Linked DNA regions of Homo sapiens: region 1 is linked to region 2. Evidence: chromatin loops called from intact Hi-C (ENCODE). Cell type or tissue: heart left ventricle. All regions are shown on one strand.

What was found. Hi-C counts contacts between places; a loop is a spot of excess contacts. Peaks named below come from ENCODE experiments on the same cell type or tissue, not always from the same donor. Only the 100,000 strongest peaks of a DNase experiment are listed, where the experiment ranks them.
Region 1: a loop joins it to region 2, with 3 times the contacts of the local background. A loop is called at or near these places in 4 of 110 quality-filtered maps.

The regions. Positions count from the first base shown.
Region 1 is chr10:67,503,953-67,508,952 of GRCh38, reverse strand. All of the region lies in intron 5 of CTNNA3 (catenin alpha 3), which reads left to right. Among named protein-coding and RNA genes, the nearest start is that of MIR7151, 100 kb to the right of the region's middle. In heart left ventricle, a CTCF peak has its summit at 2,665; no DNase peak of the experiment used is centred here.
Region 2 is chr10:66,952,589-66,957,588 of GRCh38, reverse strand. All of the region lies in intron 7 of CTNNA3 (catenin alpha 3), which reads left to right. All of the region lies in intron 2 of LRRTM3 (leucine rich repeat transmembrane neuronal 3), which reads right to left. The region is part of intron 3 of LOC101928961 (a long non-coding RNA gene); the gene reads left to right. Among named protein-coding and RNA genes, the nearest start is that of LRRTM3, 29 kb to the right of the region's middle. In heart left ventricle, no CTCF peak of the experiment used is centred here; no DNase peak of the experiment used is centred here.

The sequences.
Region 1 (5,000 bases), 550 kb before region 2:
GTGAGCTGAGATCATGCCATTGCACTCCAGCCTGGGGTACAAGAGCGAGACTTAGGTCTCAAAAAAAAAAAAATGTCTATTTAGGTATTTTGCTCATTTTTAATTAGGTTATTTGTGGGTCATTTCTTTTCTTTTCTTTTTTGCTTTTGAGTTAAATGACTTCCTTATAGATTTTCAATACTAACCTCTTATTGGATGTATGGTCTGCAAACATTTTATTTCATTCCATAGGTTACTATTTCATTTTGTTGATTATTTCCATTTCTGTGCAGAAACTTTTTAGTTTGATATAATTTCACTTATTTATTTTTGCCTTTGTTGCTGGTACTTATGGCATCATATTTAAAAAAATTGTGAAAACTAATGTCATAGAGCATTTCCCCTTTGTTTTCTTATAGTAGTTTTATGGTTTCAGGGCTTATGTTTACAGCTTTAATCCATTTTGAGTTAAATTTTGTTTGTGATGTAGGATAAAAATAAATTTGTTTTTTGGTATGTGGATATTCAATTTTCCCAACCCCACTTATTGAAGAGACTATTTTTTCCACATTGTGTATTTTTGGCAACTTTTCACTATTGAGCATAACACTAACTATGGGCTTGTGAAATACGGCCTTTATTGTGTTGAAATACATTCCTTCTGCTAGGCACGGTGGCTCACACCTGTAATCCCAGCACTTTGGGAGGCTGAGGTGGGTGGATCACTTGAGGTCAGGAGTCTGAGACCAGCCTGGCCAACATGGCAAAACCCTGTTTCTGATAAAATACAAAAATTAGCAGGTGTGGTGGTGTGGGCCTGTAATCCCAGCTATTCGGGAGTATGAGGAAGGAGAACTGCTTGAACCTGGGAGGTGGAGGTTGTAATGAGCTACAATTGCGCCACTGTACTCCAGCCTGGGTGATAGAGCAAGACTCCATCACAAACAAACAAACAAACAACAAAAAAAGGAAATACATTCCTTCTATATCTAATTTGTTGAGAGGTTTTTATCATGAAAGCATGTTGAATTTTGTTAAATTCTTTCTCTGCATCTATTGAGTTGTTTATATGATTTTTGTTCTCCATTCTGTTAATGTGGTGTACCACTTGATCATGGTGAATGGTCTTTTAAAGCTTGTTAGTATTTTGTTGAGGAGTTTTGCATGTTTGTGCATCAGGAATATTGGCCTGTAATTTTCTTTTCTTGTAGCCTCCTTGTCTGGCTTTGGTGTCAGGTAATGTTGGCCTCATAAAATGAGTTTGTAGTATTCCTTCCTCTTCAGTTTTTTGGAGGAGTTTGAGAATTGGTATTAGTTCTTTAAATTTTAGTTGAATTCAGCAGTGAAGTCATCAGGTCCTGGGCTTTCCTTTGATGAGACTTTTTAATTATTGATTTAATTTTCTTTTTTTTTTTCTTTGTTTCTTTCCTTTTTTTTTTGAGATGGAGTTTCCCTTTGTAGCCCAGGCTGGAAGTGCAGTGACATGATCTCAGTTCACTGAAACCTCTGCCTCCTGGGTCCTGGTTCAAGCAATTCTCCTGCCTCAGCCTCCTGAGTAGCTGGGATTACAGGCGTGTGCCACCATGCCTAGCTAATTTTTGTATTTTTAGTAGAGACTGGGCTTCACCATGTTGGCCAGGCTAGTCTTGAACTGCTGACGTCGTGATCCACCTGCCTCGGCCTCCCAAAGTGCTGGGATTACAGGCGTGAGCCACTGCACCCGGCCTTGATTTAATTTTCTTACTCATTATTGGTCTATTCAGATTTTCCATTTCTTCATGATTTTATCTTGGTAGTTTTTATGTGTCTAGGAATTTATCCATTTCTTCTAAGTTATCCAATTTCTTGCCATATAATAGTTCACAGGAGTCTTTTTTAATTCTTTGTATTTCTGTGGTATCACTTCTAATGTTTCCTCTTTTATTTCTGGTTTTATTTGAGTCTCCATTCTTTTTTTGTTAGTCTAGCTAAAGAGACTGAATATGGGAACAGCTGAGACTAAGGTACAGGGAGCTGAAGAAGAGTAAAAATGTCATACTTTAGCTCTGGGTTGTCCACTGTGACTTGGCCAAACTGATCATGGGACTGTCTGGTATTGACTCAGCAGCATTTGTTTCAGAAAAGCAAGCTTAGTCACATATTTACTATACAACTAGTAAAAATTATAATCTCAAATACACTCATATTAAATTTTTGTATCCAAGCTGTACATCTCTACCTGTGTTCACAATCAGAAGACATCACAATGACTGTTACGGTGTCCTTGTCAGGCAAAAAGACTACTGCTTCAACTACAGCTGTTTTGTTAATAGTAGTGCTAGGAGCATGCCTAGGGCACTGTTGGCTAAAATTCAAAGGAAATGTTGAGGATGCCTAGCTGAGACCAACAGTTCAGCTTACAGCAGAGCTTTAAACAGGCACACACCAGTCATGCAGCCTTTTGTAGATGTTAAGCTGTTTGTTAGGGGCTGATTACCTGAGGGCTAATTTAATATGTAATGAGAAGTTTAGTTTGTTCTGTTATTTTTTTTAAGGCGTACTTATTTTTGCTCTCTAAACTATCATGTTTGGACAATTTCATGTTTGCTATTTAGGAAGAAGCTAATCATCTTTTATACCCTATCTCATGCTCCAAATGTGACAGCAGTAGAAACACTTACACTGAAATACATCTAGGTGAGGGAAAATGTCACCAGAAGATGGAGTAGTGTTGCTGGTTTGCTCCATATTTTGTTCAATGATTTAGAAGAGTATGTGTATGTACAGGTTTACTTTCATACACTCTAGTTTCAAATGACAGAAAATATAAATTAATTGATATTCTTCAGAGTCAACATTAAATTTTAGATTGGATGTCTTTAAATTTTTACAATGTAAATTGCTTTTCTCTCTTCTGTGGTCAACTGACAGTTGCATTCATTGACCAGATAAACTATATTTAGCTTAACATTTTTAGTATCACTTATGGGATTTTAGCAAGATGCCACAATATGAACTTGTAATATTGCATTTCTTTTTTAACTGTATTATTACAAACCTGATTTTAAATCATTTTTTTCTATTTTAGTTACAGCATTAATACAGGCTAAAATTCTCTATATAAATTCTGCTCATATTAGTATAGCACCTGGTAGCACTACAGTTCAGTATTTATCATCTACTCCATTATAAAACCTTTGTTCTAAAAGAGCTGTATGAGCCTATTAGATGTATACACAATTAAGTAGGTAATGATCTGTGGTTGCATCCACACAGCATTAACAGCTGACTTGTGACTGATTTTCCAAGTGAGGTGCTGATTGTTGATACGGAGTACTTATTGGATGAAAATGTTTAGAATATTTTGAAGAATTATTTTTGTGCTTTGAAGTTTAAGTTACATATTTTGTTTTAACCTTACTGTTTGCTTAATGAAGAAATTATAATGTTTCCTCCCTCTCATTTTGATGTTGGTATTTATCTCTATTGTTCTAAGCTCCCCATCCAAACATTGGGAGTTACTGAAGCCCTTCTTGGTACTTTTGGTGCAGAATGTAATGGTCCACCACATGTGTCATTACTGATAGTGACACATTTATGTCTTCATGTTAAATTTGCATTTTTAAAATTAAAGGTAACTGAATTTTAGTCATTTTCCCAACTTTAATGTTAAAGTCATTGAGAATAGTTATGATATTTTTGAAAGTTTGATAATGATCATCTGTGAATTTAGAGAAACTAAATATGGGAGATTATTCTGGTAAGTATCCAATTTCAGTCTTCTTTGTCAGTGTTTGAACTTAAGCTAAATGCTCATGTTTGTAGGACAAAGGCATTTCTTCTCACCTTGGGTCAGAGCAGCAAGTCCTGGGAATATGATACAGCATTATGTGAATAAACAGAAGTTTTGGTAGGCAGCAGTGTACAATTTGTTAAGAAAAAAATCAGACAGGAAGTTTTTGTTGGCCTTTTGCCCATTCTAATATAAACATACATCTATACCATATATTAAGATTGGGCATAGTTAAGATCAAATTCATTTAACAACTGGGGGAATTTATTTTACCTGGGATGGAAAACATTAAATCCAAAGATGAAACAGAAGCAAATAAATTAAGCGTACCTGAACTTTATTTTAAATTTAGAGGAAGCTGTCTTTTTGGAATCTCTTTGAAATCTATCAGGAAACATTTTTGTCTTAAAAACAGAGAGTAAATAACTCTGGGTTTAAGATATCTAACATGTTTGACCTTTGTTATGCTAAAATAGTGGGCTAGAATTGGATCCATAAAAAAATGATCGGATGTTTATCCAGGGAAGGAATCTTAAGTTAGACTTGGTATTAACCAATGTGTGATAAGTAAGGTACCACTTGTGAACATGTGGTTGGTGCTCATGAGTAACTTGTATCAGTCACTATGCATTTTTCTTCTACTCCAAACACCTGGCCTAGTGGATATAGAGAATGTCTTGACATCTTTGTTACTCTATTTTTTTTTCTTTCTTCTATGTTCTTCTAATGAATGTTACTCTGTTTTTTTTTTTTTTTTTTTTTTTTTGAGATGGAGTCTCACTCTGTTGCCCAGGCTGGAGTGCAGTGGTGCGATTTCAGTGCAGTGGTTCTTGCCATTCTCCTGCCTTAGCCTCCGGAGTAGCTGGGACTACAGGCGCCTGCCATCACGCCCGGCCAATTTTTTTGTATTTTTAGTAGAGATGGGGTTTCACCGTGTTAGCCAGGATGGTCTCGATTTCCTGACCTTGTGATCCACCCGCCTCAGCCTCCTCAAGTTCTGGGATTACAGGCATGAGCCTTGGCACCGACCTGTTTTTTTTTTTTTGAGACGGAGTCTTGCTCTGTTGCCCAGGCTGGAGTGCAGTGGCGTGATCTCGGCTCACTGCAAGCTCCACCTTCTGGGTTCACACCATTCTCCTGCCTCAGCCTCCCAAGTAGCTGGGACTACAGGCACCCACCACCATGCCCAGCTGATTTTTTGTATTTTTAGTAGAGACGGGGTTTCACCATGTTAGCCAGGATGGTCTTG
Region 2 (5,000 bases):
CAGCTCTGGTAAGCACCAGTGCTGGGACTGGGACCCAGGACTCTTTACCCTATTCTAATGTCCTTCCCACTATGCCCAAGAGTACAAGAAAACTTTGTAATCTTCCTTCAGGATCAAACATATATATATATGCATATATATATATGCATATATATATATGCATATATATATATGCATATATATATATATATATATGTATATATATACACACACATATTCTGGATATATTTCTTCTAAAGTATTTTTTACTTGTCTCTCATTTCTACTGTGGAATAAATGTATTCTTTCAATTTAATAAATGAGCAAATAGTAAATTTAGGAAAAAATGATAATAAAAGATTACATCTCACTTCTTTTGATTTACTTGGTGAAGCCAGACTGTGGGAGATATCTTTGATAAAGTTGGTCCTATTGACCAAGAAAGAAAACATTATACTAAAGACTTCACATAACCTGTTTATTCTCTATTTCCCATCAGGAGATGGTTTGTCAGGAAATGTGTGATAGATACATGTCATGAATTCAATTTAGACAGAGCTAGGTAGCATTATGGCTGTTTGTCCACTTTTCCCTTTTGAATTATCTTCTACATTCCATGGTTTTATTACCACTAGTTTTCTTTCCCCAAAGCAAAGCCATTAGGCATTCTTTTTGCTGTGCACTTACTACATAATTTCCCCAAAAAGCTTCTAAACTCTTTTTGTCCCGTAGGAGGATGAGGCCCTTGCCAGATCTCCTAAGGGTTAGGATTAAACGGAATATTGGTTACTGTTGAGCCTGTCACTGCATCAGTTTTCTGGCTCCTCTTAGAGTGTGATTTGCCAAATTCAGTTGAAATCAGTTAAGCAACCACTTTGGAAAAATACAGATGCTTTTAAACACAGTCAGAATACTGAGATTTACTCTGCAGGAAAACAGAGCAACAGGTAAAAATAATAAGAGGAATTAATTTCACTCTGAAATGACAGCATTATGCCTTTTGACTATTGACTTTTTGCAGAGAACATTTCACTGGAGGGAACTGACAACTCTTACTAGCTGCCTGCAAAGCTTGCCTCCTCCTTGCTAAGGAGTAGAAATAATGTAATTATTGTTTATTGCCTGGATGACAATAACTTGCAAAGATTCTCAGCCCAAGCTCTGCAAGCCAGTTAACTCTGGATATCAGTTGGTTTTACAGGGTCAATACATTAACAAGATAGCAAGCAATGCCTACTCATTAAGGCTCAATTTACTCCCACTTCCCTTGGGAAGAATCCCCTCTGCTCCCAAAACTCTTACCAGTGGTTTTCAAACCTTACTAAGCTTGAGAATCATTTGCTGGGTCTGGCTTATTGAAACGCATCCTAGATTTGCACAAGACAGCCACTGGCCTATCCATCACCTTTGTGTTAATTAGAAAAAGAGGAACTCTTTGGGCAGATGCAGCCCCCACATGTAGGAAATATGAAGGCTAACAAGCAAAAAGGTTCTTCTTCCTTGGGTGGTCAGGTACCTTTGCAAAATGCACAAGAACAAAACCAAATGCCATAGCTCTAGGGTCTTAATATTTTTGTCAGCTTCTGCAGAATTCCCTTAAAGGCTCTGCAAGTTAGATTTGAGCACCCCTTTCTGGCAGAGCACTACTCCATGACCAGAATGACTAAATTTTGCCTAAGCAAATTTCCAAATGCCATGTTGTAGCGTCACTAGAGAAAGATACCCCCCAGTCAGATCTTGGTGATGAAGGTGAGACACAATGGGCTCCAAGAATTTGAAATCCCTCATCTGTGAAGGCAGAAATACTAGGAGAATGGGTAATGTTTATACCATCAATGAAGAAACTCTTGTAACCTAGGGTTTTCAAATTACAGAAGAGGAAGAACAATGGAGGCTGATCTCCAGTTTGTGACAGTCTAGATAGGTGGCCTCAGTCTTGCTCTTATAAATTCTAATTCCCAGAAGTCATGCAGTCGTGTGTCTATCCATATATCCATTCATCCAACATTTATTGAGTGTCTACTCTGTGCCAGCTGTTATGAGAGGCAATGAGGAAAACTGGAATTAATGTAGGCTTTGGAGCCAAACAGATAAGTGCCTGAATTCTGTCTCCCTCGACTTCTTAGATGCATACTGTCATGCAAGATGATTAATTTTACTGAATTGGCATTGTCATTTGGAATGTATTTTATCACCTACATCATAGGGTGATTGTGAGAATAAGATATTATACATTTCTATAGTGCCTACTGGGCTTGGTACATAGTGAGTAATCAGTAATTGATAGATATTATTCAGAGTCATGATACAATGATACCACAAAATAATCGTTATCTTTTTCTTCCTATTCTCTATTGATGATCTATGTATATAACATCCATTTTCCTGTCTTATATTGTACCTGAGTCAGAATAAAATGGATCTTTTCAGGGAAACAATACTCAGAGTAAGATTAGAAAATACCAAAGGCACCTAGGAAAAGTTTCTGACTTTTCAGAGGTTAGAGGAAGTCTTCCTTCTATTTTGTTGTTTACCATGTATTATATGATAAGAAATTTGGAAAGACTTTGATAATGCTATATATGTTAATGTGCTCCAATGTTTTCCAAAGCATGTTTACGTCTAGTATCTTGGTACTTTTCCTAATTGAGATCTGAGCTTATTACTTCCGTTTTATATATGAGAAAACTGCACAAAATTACATTACAAGCCAATGACAGTGTTTAGGCCAGAATCCACAGCTCCAGGTCTAGTCCAGTAATTTCTCTACTTGTAGCCCAAGGCCTATAATAATCAGCCTTTTGTGGGAAAGACTTGAACAATTCAGCAATTAAAAAAGAAAAAGTAGCAGTCGATTCCGCCAAGGAAGGGTATACCTGGGCTGTGACAGTTTCTCAGGAAATCACTTAACATTTTGAGGCCTGCTAGCACATTGGATTTTAATCCAAATTTATCTAAAAATAATTTTCAATGGACTTTAAACCTCATTTTCCTTCTGTTAACAATTTGACATAATTTTAACTGAAGCTAAGTTTATGTATTCATATTCATCCATGGGGCATGACCAGTGCCTACAGTTTGCCCTAAGAGGTCAGCATTAATATTGTAATCCATTGCGGGACCGTGTAGTGCACAACATGCTCTCCTGTACATAGTAGCCTTGCCTTTGCCTGAATGTTGTCACATTATTTTCGCTATTTTAAGCGTTTTTATTTCTCCTCTGCAGTCACTGAGGAGCCCTGCAAAAGGAGCTCAAGAAGCAGCAACCTTGATTTTTAAATTAGTTTAACTAGACACAGAACAAATTTAAGATAAGTTTCAAATATATGGTTTACAACATGATTCACATTTGTCTGTCAAATACTATATGGTTACATTCAATTTATAAAAGCAGATACTGAAATGTATTAAGAAAAATCTATATATTTCAAATTTCATACTAGAAACTTTATTTTAAATAAATATTTTATGTTTAGAAGAGGCTGGATTTACTGACTAGTAGAGGCATAAATTTTATTTTTGACCAGCATTTTAAGTTAGGAATTATGATGTACATATCCAGAATGGAAGTAACAGCTAGTATTTGCGAGCACTTACTATGCACCAGCTTTGTTCTAATTATTTTGTATTTCAAAACTTCTGTGATAGTCTTAACAACCTTTTGAGATAGATTTTATTATTATCCTGATTTTATAGCAGAGGAAATGAAGGTTCAGAATGGGTGGGTTATTTTTCCAAGGTCACATAGCTCTTCTGGTTGAGATTTGAACTGACCAGTGTCTCTAGAACCTGGCCTACAAAGCCTTGGGCTAATTTTTAAAAAAATAAAACTTATATCATCTAATATTATCTTAGGAGGACAGTGTCAGCATGTCATAAAACATATCAGAAGCACAATCTGGATGATATCTATTTTAAGTTTCAAAGATAAAATTATTATGTAGAAAATAGATGAAATTCTCTAAGCAATATTTATTATTTTTATAAGGTAATGTATCTTTGAAGTTTATAGCTATCTTAGAAAAAAACAAAACCCATGAGTCATAACTAACTATGGTGTGCCAGTAAGACTGTTTCAAGCAAAGAGTCTTTCTGGAAGAACATGATGGTATGACTTATTCTTTGTTGGGAAAGTACAGAAAAAAAATGTAATGTAATCATCACCATTTGATCAAAATATGGAAAATCTTAAAATAAACCTCCTTGATTCATGTATTCATTTTCAACTCTCTCATTTCAGACAACCGGCAGTGAGCATTTACTAGGGAAGATTTTTGTCTTTAATAACTTGAATTATTGGTGGGTGCACATTCAAAGACAATTAATGATTTCCTTCTTCATAAGAATTACTTTTCTGTGATATCAGAAGTGATATGCTGGATTGATTTGTGTGTTGCTTACACAAAAGTCAGAAAGATCTTGAGGGAACTAAGTTATGAGCCCATCAGCGAGGCTCAACTGGGTCAGGTTTATGATTAAGATAACCGAGGTCAGACCTGAATAGAAACTTCCACTTGGTTTTGCTGGTTGGTTTCTCTGTACACTAGAGTTGTTTCTCAGTAGGCTCTGTTTTCTTCAGTGGAAGGTAAAGAACATAGTGGGAATCATATTAATAGCTCCAGGTTTTTGAAAACTACTTGGAGGTCTTCTGTGGAAGTATTTCAAAGGATACCTTGCATTCTGAACGGCTGTAACACTACTGTGCTGGCTTTTGACTCTTAGGTTAGCTAACCAGGGAAGAACCTGTTTTTGTATCAGGCTTATCTTAAAATTGTTGAAATTATATAATAAATTACAAGCAGGGCTAATTTTCAAAATATTTAACAACTAGTAGGACATAAGCACTAACCAAGCAGAAGAGTCCCTGGCTGTAAATAATGGGTACATTGATAATAATTGCAAGTCAGATTATAAAGGAAAATGGATTTTCAGAGAGATCCTCAATTTACCTGACTATGACAATGTCAACTTAGAATTAATTGATTTACCTTCTATAATGGCCCATTATTGCTTAAGTAGTA